Regions from separate parts of the Homo sapiens genome. Here region 1 is linked to region 2. The links are chromatin loops, found by intact Hi-C in ENCODE. Cell type or tissue: CD14-positive monocyte. All regions are shown on one strand.

The links. Hi-C counts contacts between places; a loop is a spot of excess contacts. Peaks named below come from ENCODE experiments on the same cell type or tissue, not always from the same donor. Only the 100,000 strongest peaks of a DNase experiment are listed, where the experiment ranks them.
Region 1: a loop joins it to region 2, with 4 times the contacts of the local background. A loop is called at or near these places in 2 of 110 quality-filtered maps.

The regions. Positions count from the first base shown.
Region 1 is chr3:187,966,083-187,971,082 of GRCh38, forward strand. It overlaps LINC01991 (long intergenic non-protein coding RNA 1991), which reads right to left. Exons shown (of 3, transcript NR_135538.1): 2 at 647-1,127. Among named protein-coding and RNA genes, the nearest start is that of LINC01991, 7.8 kb to the right of the region's middle. In CD14-positive monocyte, no CTCF peak of the experiment used is centred here; DNase peaks (open chromatin) are centred at 239 and 3,009; H3K4me3 peaks cover 495 bases; H3K27ac peaks cover 3,428 bases.
Region 2 is chr3:187,772,312-187,777,311 of GRCh38, forward strand. No RefSeq gene overlaps it. Among named protein-coding and RNA genes, the nearest start is that of BCL6, 29 kb to the left of the region's middle. In CD14-positive monocyte, no CTCF peak of the experiment used is centred here; DNase peaks (open chromatin) are centred at 1,100 and 2,040; H3K4me3 peaks cover 3,078 bases; H3K27ac peaks cover 3,045 bases.

The DNA.
Region 1 (5,000 bases), 190 kb after region 2:
CCATTCATGCAATGTTCCCAACAACTAGGTGTTGTCCGCAAGGCAGATAATGAATAGTATCTGATGGGTGAGGAAACTGAGGTTCAAAGAGCTCATTACACCTGCAAGTGCAACAGAATTTATAGTCCAGTGCTCTCCCAGTAATAACCATTAGATGAGTAGATAAAGAACAGATCTTGCAGTTCAAAAATGTGTGGGTAGCCAAAGGGAAGTGGCCACGTATTCGGCTACATGCCCTGTCATGCTGATGTAGATTGACTTCCAATACAGGCTAGAGAATTCTCTTTGTATGGATGGACTCAGTCTGAGTGACACATGGTCCATGTCTCTTTGACTCTGGCCATGTTCTGCAAATGAGATGAGATTCCAATAAGAACCAAGAACGTTTTGGGATGTGTTTCTATGGAAGCCTAGATAGAGATCAGTAATCTCAGACATCACTCTGGGCAACCTCTGGGCCTGTCCATCTTCAGGCATCTAGAAATCTGTGCCCAAGGCAGACAGAAAAGACTGGGTCCTGGAAGAAGCCTCAGGCACCAATTGGACCTCAGTGTTCTTCACTTCTTTAACTGCTAAATTCACCCAATCACATTTAAATAAATTTTATAAGACTTTGAAAATGTGTTTCTGTTCCTCTAGAAATTACCTCTAAATTTTCTAGTATAAACGTCTGCCAGCTTTGTTCAGCCAAGTTCCTTTCCCCCTCTTTTCTTTGACAATGAAAGCAGCTTTGGTGCCAACGCTCAGAACTGGCAGGTGTTTGATGACACATGTTCTGTGATAAATGTTTATTACATAAGTTCATTCAAGCTAGCTACCAGAGCTTTTGAGGCATCATTGCTACTTATCATAAAATTGTCCTTGAAAACCAGAAGCCCAATATATTCCCAAAAGCTCTATTTTTTTTTCTTTCTTCTTTTAGGTTCTCTGTGTTCTATCGACGTCTGGTGCAATGGAGAAGTCAGGAGATGGTACTTGAATCCTGACTCTGTCACAAGCTGGCTGTGTGACCCTGGGAAAGCCACTTCTGTACTCTGAGCCTAGTTGCTCATTTGTAAAATGAGGAGGTGGAAGCTGTGATTGCCAGGGTCTCTCTAATTTCTGACGTATCCCGATAAGAGGACAAACTGGTGGGGAAAAAAAAAAACCAATTTCAGTCAAGCAGAAACACATGCTTGCCTTTCCTTACCCAGAATGTGCTTTACATAACCGAATTTGCTTCCTTTTTTACTGGCTTGCACTCCAGTAAGGAGGCAGGGGAGCAGCACGGCTGGCAGCAGCTTGGAGAGGGTGCAGTGTGCAGGGATGGATGTGGGGAGGGGATGCTGAGGGAGGCTTCGCTGACGAGTGAATGAGGCACAGGCACCATGAACTACTAGAGCTTTGTCACACTTCTTATTACTGTGATTATGTTATATTAGAATGAAAAGACCTGCAGGGTATTTAAAGTGCAAAAACCTAGAGAAGAACTATTAAGAAACTTCCAGTCCCATGATTATTCTAGATAAAGCATTCAGAAACTTTAGTTATGCAAATTAGATTCATTTTTGAAGAAAATACTTACATATTAAGAATTTTACGGCTGGGCGAGGTGGCTCACACCTGTAATCCCAGCACTTTGGGAGGCCGAGGAGGGGGTGAATCACCTAAGGTTAGGAGTTCGAGACCAGCCTGGCCAAAATGGTGAAACCCCATCTCTACTAAAAATGCAAAAATTAGCCGGGCATGGTAGCACGCACCTGTAGTCCCAGCTACTGGGAAGGCTGAGGCATGAGATTCACTTGAACCCAGCAGGCGGGGGTTGCAGTGAGCCAAGATCGTGGAACTGTCCTCCAGCCTGGGTGACAGAGCAAGACTCTGCCTCAAAACAAAAAAAAAAATTTAAAAATTATCAGCTTGATATTTTTTCCTCCAAAACTTTCAACTAGCCCATGCGGAAACATGTTGTAGGTCTTTTCATGCATTAACGTTTGTACCAAAAAAAGCTCACACACTGTTATTGTCTCCATTTTACAGGTGAGAAAACTGAGATGCTAGCAGGCCCAGCACCCTGTCAGAAGATTCAAATCACAGTTGGCAACGTTGAGAGTTAACCCAGATCCCCTTGCCTCCGGGTCTGGAACTCTCTGCTACTGTGCTCTAAGGCATTCTTCCACACTGCTCCACAGAGGGCTTTTCTTGGCCTCAGGCAGAGAGATGAGTAATTATCTGTAAACCGGAATCAGGGTTTATCTCTCTGCTGTCTAAAGTACTAATGTACAATCACAGACTGTCAGAGCAGTAAAGTTCCCTAGATATCATTTAAGTGTTTTTCCTCAGCTGAGTACCTCAGTGGTACTCTCTGGTGCTTTTGAACAAGTTAGTGGCAAAATCAGCACTGAAATCCCTTAACTCCCACTTTATACTATTTATGAGACTTGGTATTAAAAAACAAAGTGAAGCCAGGCATGGTGGCTCACGCCTATAATCCCAGCACTTTGGGAGGCTGAGGCAGGTGGATTGCTTGAGGCCAGTTCAAGACCAGCCTGGCCAACATGGCAAAACTCCATCTCTACTAAAAATACAAAATTTTCTGGGTATGGTGGCACACACCTGTAGTCCCAGCTACTTGGGGGGCTGAGGCAGGAGAAACACTTGAACCGGGAGGCAGAGGTTGCGGTGAGCTGAGATCATGCCACTGCACTCCAGCCTGGGTGACAAAGCAAGACTGTCTCAAAAAAATCAATCAATCAAACAACAACAACAAAACAAACTGATTTAGAAGATCAATCACTAAATAAATAGAGTATCAGGAATTATTTTTTTCAAGTTACTTAATAATCCTGCTGGCCAGGATTGGACAGAGTTAACTTTTGCCTCAATTTCTTCAATGACTTTCATTACCAACCTCACCAATATCATGTAGAGGGACTGAGGCAGAAGGAACTGTTACTGCCTATGAGTCATCCATTCTTGACCTTCAGCATGTTTTGAAAATGTGTTGTGAAATGCTTAACAATCAATAATTCCATCACCAGGCAGTATGAGGCTGGGAGTTATGCAACAGGCGGAACAGGGCATTACTGCTACATCATTCAGGAGACTCCAAATATCTGTTGTGCTCAGAACCCTCAGCAGGACCTAAAGACACAAAGTACCCATAAAAGTTATTTTTTTTTTAAAAAAAAAAACAAAGAGAAGATGGAAGACAGAGGAGAAGTGAAAGTAGACTTCTTTCCTTGCATTGGATCAGTAAAGTGGGACTAGCAGTTAAGTGTGGATACTCTCAAGCTAGCATGTCTGTTCTTTTCTGTCAATGGCTAAGTCACACTCCAATGTTACACTGCTGCTAGGCAACTCTTCTCTGCGCCCTAGACAGTGGCTTCATCTCCAGACATTGCAAGTGTCCTAGGTGAAGGTAGCTAGTACAAAGGAAAGGAGCACAGAACAAGGAGGTGAAGACCCAGTTCAAGTCCCTGGCTGCCACTTACAGGCCTATGACACTGAGAGTGGTCACATTACCTGTCAGATCTCCAGGCCCTTCTGTCCTACCAAGGGTAGATGACATCTGCCCAATAGATTATACCCAGTTCAGAAGTGATGAGGGATGTGAAAACACGTTACAAACTACACAAATGCAAGGGACTATTAGTAGAAACCCATGAATCTGATTTTGCAAGCTCAGATAAAAGGAGTCTCCCATTTAAAGATGGGCACTGGGGTATGACTTGTGGTTAGAGGCAAAATCAACGCCTGTGCCACGCAGGTGACAGAGGAGAATTTTCAGACTCTAATTTGTGCAGTCACCATGAGCTATAAGCTGGAAAATGTTTAACTGGTTCTACAGTGGTGAGAAAGCCCTGAATTATAGGTTTTGCTGATTTCTGTGGTATAAATACTTGCACCATGGCACATTCAAGCTCTCAATGTGACATCAATAACCATGGAGTGAGGAAAAGATGCCCACCACTGTCTCTCCCTTTTATGCAAGTCAACATACTACTGGAAACTTCTCTGGAGGCTTAGGACCCTATAATGAACTTTGCAAGCCTTCTTGACATATGGGACTCAAGTTGTAACATTCAGCCACAAGTGTCTGCTCTAATAATTCAGAGATGGAAATTCTTATTTTTATGGACATCCCTGAGCCCTAAAATGTAGTTCTAACATCCTTAGTAATGTTCTTTTCAAATCTGATGACTTGAGAGATCAGCAAGCACAGTGGAATCCAGCACAGCATGAAAATGGAGTCAGAATCTTAGATCAGGCAGTTGCAGTCCCATCTGTGTGACCTTGCACAAGTCACCTGCCATTTCTGAATCTCAGTTTCTTTGTCTACAATATGGGAAGAGCCCTGGTTTTGCCTGCTTCCAGGGCTATTGTGAGATCAAAGGAAAGAATGCAAGTGCAAGAGTTTTGAGGACAGCAAAATCCTATTTGGCTTTGAATTATTAATATGACTTGCTTAAAAGTTTATTACTAGACTAATCCATGCTGTGCTAGGCAAGCCTTGCACAGGAACTTGAGTCCTCTATCTAGAGCACAAGCCCATACCATGGCTCTGCTAAGTTCAGTCAGGCTCAGGTGGGGCTTGCGAGACATAAAGTGAATGGCCCCTAAGGCCTGTGGAGTAGCTCTATTACATTGGGCCTAGGAGCATCCAAAACTGCTTTTGCCCACAAACTTTCACAACAAGTAACTTGTGGAGGTTAAAAACATGATCCAGCCCAGACACCATCATTCTAGGGCTTTACCATTATCCCTGAAGAGCTGGGCAATGGACTATGCTCAAAAATTTTCCCCAACCAACTTTGAGGCCATATTTAAGGCTAGGGTCTGTTGGCGGGGGTGCCTGGGTGGGGGTCTGCATTTTAAACAAGCACCCCAGTTAATTCAGTTACAAGCAGGACTTGGTCAAAAAAAATTTTATATGGTGTGAAACTTGATGGAGCAGAACAAGGAAAAGATTCTCCATTGATTCTCTGCCAGGTACTTGATAGAAAGCAATACTTTTTGAGGGA
Region 2 (5,000 bases):
GAAAGAGGAGAGAAATGGTCCCATAATTTTGGCCTTATTTGCAGGAATTGGAAAATTTCTCCCACAGCCAGACACACTCAATTGGTTAGTTTTCTTCAAAACCCTGCCCACAGCAGCATTCTGATCAACATCCATCACTTTCCTTCCCAGGATTCCAGAGGAGATCCAGGTGGTGATCAAAGAGGAGACCCTGTTGGCAAAGCTCCCTTCTGGCACTGATGAACTGGATGTAAGGTCTATCTCTTGTCCCTCTGAATGATAACAAAAATATGCTTACCTAAAGTTGCTCCCTGGATCTCAACAGAAACTTCATAACTGGTCATTGCTTCCAGAAAACCTTCCTACCATTCAGGCTTACACATAGCTGGCCACTCAGCTAAGACAAGTAATGGGCTGAGAAAAATCAAATAAAAGTGTGTGGTTTTGATATATGCATTTTATTACTGGCATTAGTCAAGTAATCATGGGCCAGTGAATTTTCAAAGCAGCCTTTTAATACTCAAGCACAGTGCAGAGTAAGAAGGATGAGAATATGACCTTTTCAAAGCCCCATTTTTCTTAGGCCTTTTAGTAACTCCATGGCCCCAACTCTGGAATCTGAAGACTTAATCTTAAAAGATTATGTGGGAAGAGGCAGCAAGGTGTAGATAAAAACATGCTGAGCCTAAAGTCGAAAAACTGGAGACTATATTTTGATGGTAAATATCAGATGTATGACCCTGGCAAGGCATTTGACTTTCTGGCCCTGGTTTCCTCCATGAAAAACTGGGATAATATTCATATTTGTCATTTGTAACTACTACTGTGTTGTTCAAAGATAAACAGAAAGGGTATAAGATATTCGAATATTATTATTTTCATTAATTATAATTATAGTATTAGTGCTCAATTGCATTAGGCTTCTCCTTAAAACAAAATTGCTTGTATGTCTGAATGGATCAGGAAAAGAAGATGGGAGGGGCAAAAAAAGGAAAGTCACTCTTTTCCTGGAAAGCGTTGTTGTTTAATTCTTTTCTTGGAGTAAAAAATCCCAGCCACGCCGTAGGGAACAGAACATAGGCTTCTCTTTGATGTCACCCCTCACCCAATAGTATCACTTCCCTTTTTTCACCAACCGCTTCAAAGATCTTACGTCTGGGCTTCTGTAGTGACCACGCCAAACATTTAAATCCCCCACTTAAACAAGTACCAGAGACGAAACAACCAAAAGAAAGACAAAGCAAGAGGAGAGAGGGTAGAAAGAGAACAATACAATCGTGTTCTTTGAAAGGATGATGGTTAATAAGACTTACTTTAGTTTAGAGCCAAATAGTTTTCTTCCAACAGAGACGGTCATAGCAAACCCAGACAGGAGCGGGCAGGAGCAGAGACGTGAGCCCTGCTCTCTAACTAGTGGTATTATCACCCATTTGTGGCTCCTGAGAGAGAACAGCGGGGCAAGCCAGGCCTTAGCACTGTGCCTTGCATTAATTAACAAGCACGGACCTGGCCTTTCAGGTACACCAGGGATGGGCCTCTCTCCCTCGTCTTAGGTTCTGCCGGAAGCCAGGGTGAGTCCTGTACAGATTCTGAACCCTTCTTTATGTGCACAGACCCAACTCTCACGCCTACCGATGTTGGTCTGTGCTACTCCTTCATCCAGGCAGCAAATCAGCACGGACCCAGGGTAAGTCATAGAAATCAGGAAAATGAGGTAGTTACAGAGCCTGCTAAGGAGCCCAAGAAGTGAGAGTTAGGGCAGAAAGCCTCTTCAGTCACTCCTTCACCAGGCCATTCTTTTATTCCTGAGTCACCCTCCACACCCCAGCGTTCAAACTGAGACCCATCACTCTTACCAGGTATGGACAGATGCTGCAAATGCTGCCTTTTGTACGACTATGGCAATTTGACACGATGTTCTTCCTGTTGTGTTTGAAATCTCCCCATGCACTTCCTTTCAAGTGGTTATTTCTTAGCTGGATCGAGGAAAGACCAGCCTTGCATAAGACAAAGCCAGTGATCATTAGCCAGCATGGAGCCGTGAGCAGTGCATGCGTAGTTATACTAATTGGTTGATTGATGCAGGTTCTGTTGGAAAATACTGCATTTTAAGGAAGTGCAACCTTTTAACTTCTGACATGGAGTAGGCAGCATGCCAAGAGAAGGACTGGACTAGTCATAGAACAATCCGTTGAGCCGTGGGCACTGAATTGAGCACAAAATAAGCAGGGTTCACAGATTCGCAGAGGACCCAAGGAGAAGAGAGCCAGCAGGTAATTGTCAGGTACCACAGCAAATACCAGTAAGGTGATCTTGGCCCCTCCTGTTTGCCAGGTCCAGGTTTGGGCATGTCAGTTACCTCTATTACACATTTTTTTCCCCAGTGCTGCCATCTATATTTAATTAAATTGCATTATGCAGAACCCCATGGCTCAGAATCCTGGAATATTAGTGTCTTTAGTATTAAAAGACTCAATTAGCCCATGTGCACAGCGGGCTTCTCTCTCTTCCCCAAAAGGGTAGGACAACTTGTTGTTTTTGTTGTTTTTTAATATATCCAAAAATAAAACTCATTACTCACATTCCCAGAGTGGGCCTGGTAAGAGTAAATGGAACCAAAGAATCATAAAATTTTTGGATTACTCCATATCTGAATCTCCAACATATAATGCCCCTACCAAAGTGTCTATCCAGATTTTTCTTAGGTATCTCAGGGCAAGGAACTCTCCACCTTCCAAGGTGGCTCATACCATGGTTGATCACATTTAGAAGTTGAAGAGTTTAAATTTGGACTTATTTATTTGTTCAATTATAGGAAGAAATTTACCACAGCAAATTAGCACTTACCAATGATATCTGGGGGCTATGGGCATGGCTACTGACCTCAATGGATGCAAATAGGATCTATGACCACAGAATATACCCCCACTCTCAACTTATATGTAAGTCTTTGGTCAGCAAAATGGATAGACAAAATTATATGCCGCACACAGTACACATCTATTGACAGGACTAGAGGAATATTTATAAATCATAGATTTAGGTATTGATGATAAAGGCTTATATGGGAATCTTCCCTTGGTCACAGAGAAGGGAGCTAGATCTGGTCTACTTTGATTTTGGCTTCTAGGGGATCATGTGAAAACCAGGTCAATATCACATTCTTGGAAATGAGATGGACAGTTATTATGTCCTAGCTCCTTAGTCATTTTTACAGGTTTTTCCTCTTCTCTTTTGTCTTGAACCCATGCCCTAGGTCAGAAAATCATAGAATTAAATTCCTAATACAGTTTTGGAACTGAAATTTTCCCAGAAGAAATCTTATCTGATTTTCTTATCCCGAAACTAGAAAATTGAGGCCTGGAAAAAGTAGGCAGCTAGCCCAAGTTCACAGAGCTCTTTTGAGATGAAGCCAGAACTAAAATAAGTCTCCCAGCACCTAGTGGAGTGCTTTACTCTTTATTATCAATGATAATATGTTGAGTATGTACAGGGTGTGATGGTTTCTCTAATGTGCTTTGGAGCAGGAACTATAGAAAGTTTTGTGGAACAGAGAAATGAGCCAACCCTGTAGTCTCCCCAGGTGGCAACCTTGTGGAGTGAGGATTGCTAATAGGCCTTTTAAATGATCAAAACACAACAAATAAACAATGCAAACACTGTCTGATTGTATCTGCATGCAAATAAATCAAAATGATCCCCCGATAAGATGCTAGTTATTAAGCATCTACTGTGATCTAGCCACTTTACGTACATTATAGCACTCATCTTCCCAATGACTCTGTAAGATTGGTGTTATTATGCTTGTTTTTCAGGTGAGTAAACTGAGGCTCAGAAGACCGATAGCCAATGTAGCAGAGATAAGATTTAGAGGCCAGTCTTCTGGCCTCAAAATCTGTGCTGTTTTTCACCATGTCTACCATCTTCTCCAGATTTCTCAAACCCATTCTGTGTCCCATCCACCAACAAAGCCCACACATTTTATATGGCTGGTGCTGGTATGGAAAAAACTTGAGACTTTTTAAAAATTCCATGGCTATTAGTTTAATTATCTCATCAGTCAGTTAAGGAAGTATCTCCTTTATTTATTGGTGTGTTTCTCATATTTAATGCATGTTATTAATGTATTAAATTAATAATAGTAATGCAAATTAAAACTGTAGCATCTGGTGTTAAGCGGCAATGCTTGATATACAAACTTAAATAAATAAATAACATTCTGAAATATTTATTTACCAGTCATAATTTTAAAAATTGTTTATACTAAAACATGTTTATAGTAAAGACTATCTGCAAAATTGAAAATCAGAACTTGTGGGATTTTTTTGCAGTAATGCTAAGTCCAGCATTTGGTTATAAATTCTTTGCATACATTTTTTTCTTTAATGTATGCATTTTTAAAATATATATTTTGATGTTTTAAATAGAAAACATGGATTAAATAAATATTTGCCTTAATAAAGAAAGAGCTACTTTCCAGGTTAGAGTAATATTTATATACGAACAATAGATCATGGGTTCTAATAGTTCCAATGGTCCGAAAGTAAAAGAAAATGAAACATAAGATTTTAGCAGAATCCTTCCATTGCTGCTGTTAAAGTCTTGGGTGAAAGTCCATAAACATAAAACATAATGGTCTATGGGGAGTTCTACTGCAGAGGACAATTATGTGGCAGTTTAGAGAAGCCAGTCCTTGGGCTGATGAAAGAAGATCATCTTGTGAATAAAGTTGTTATGAGATGTAAGATGTATGATTTATACTCTTGTTTCATACCCAAGTGATATGTAAGCATCTTCTCTTCCTTCTAAAACTCACTGAGAATTCTTCAGTTCAAATATACAAACAATTAGAGTCAGCAATAGAAGCACAATAAAAATAGCTAACCTCCAGTGAATGCTTAGTACAAGCCAGGCACTGTTCTATACACTTACAGCTATTAACTCTCAGTCTTCATAATAAGTCGGTGCATAAGGAACTGTTATTATATCTACTTTTACAAATGCCCAAGTTTGTACAGCTG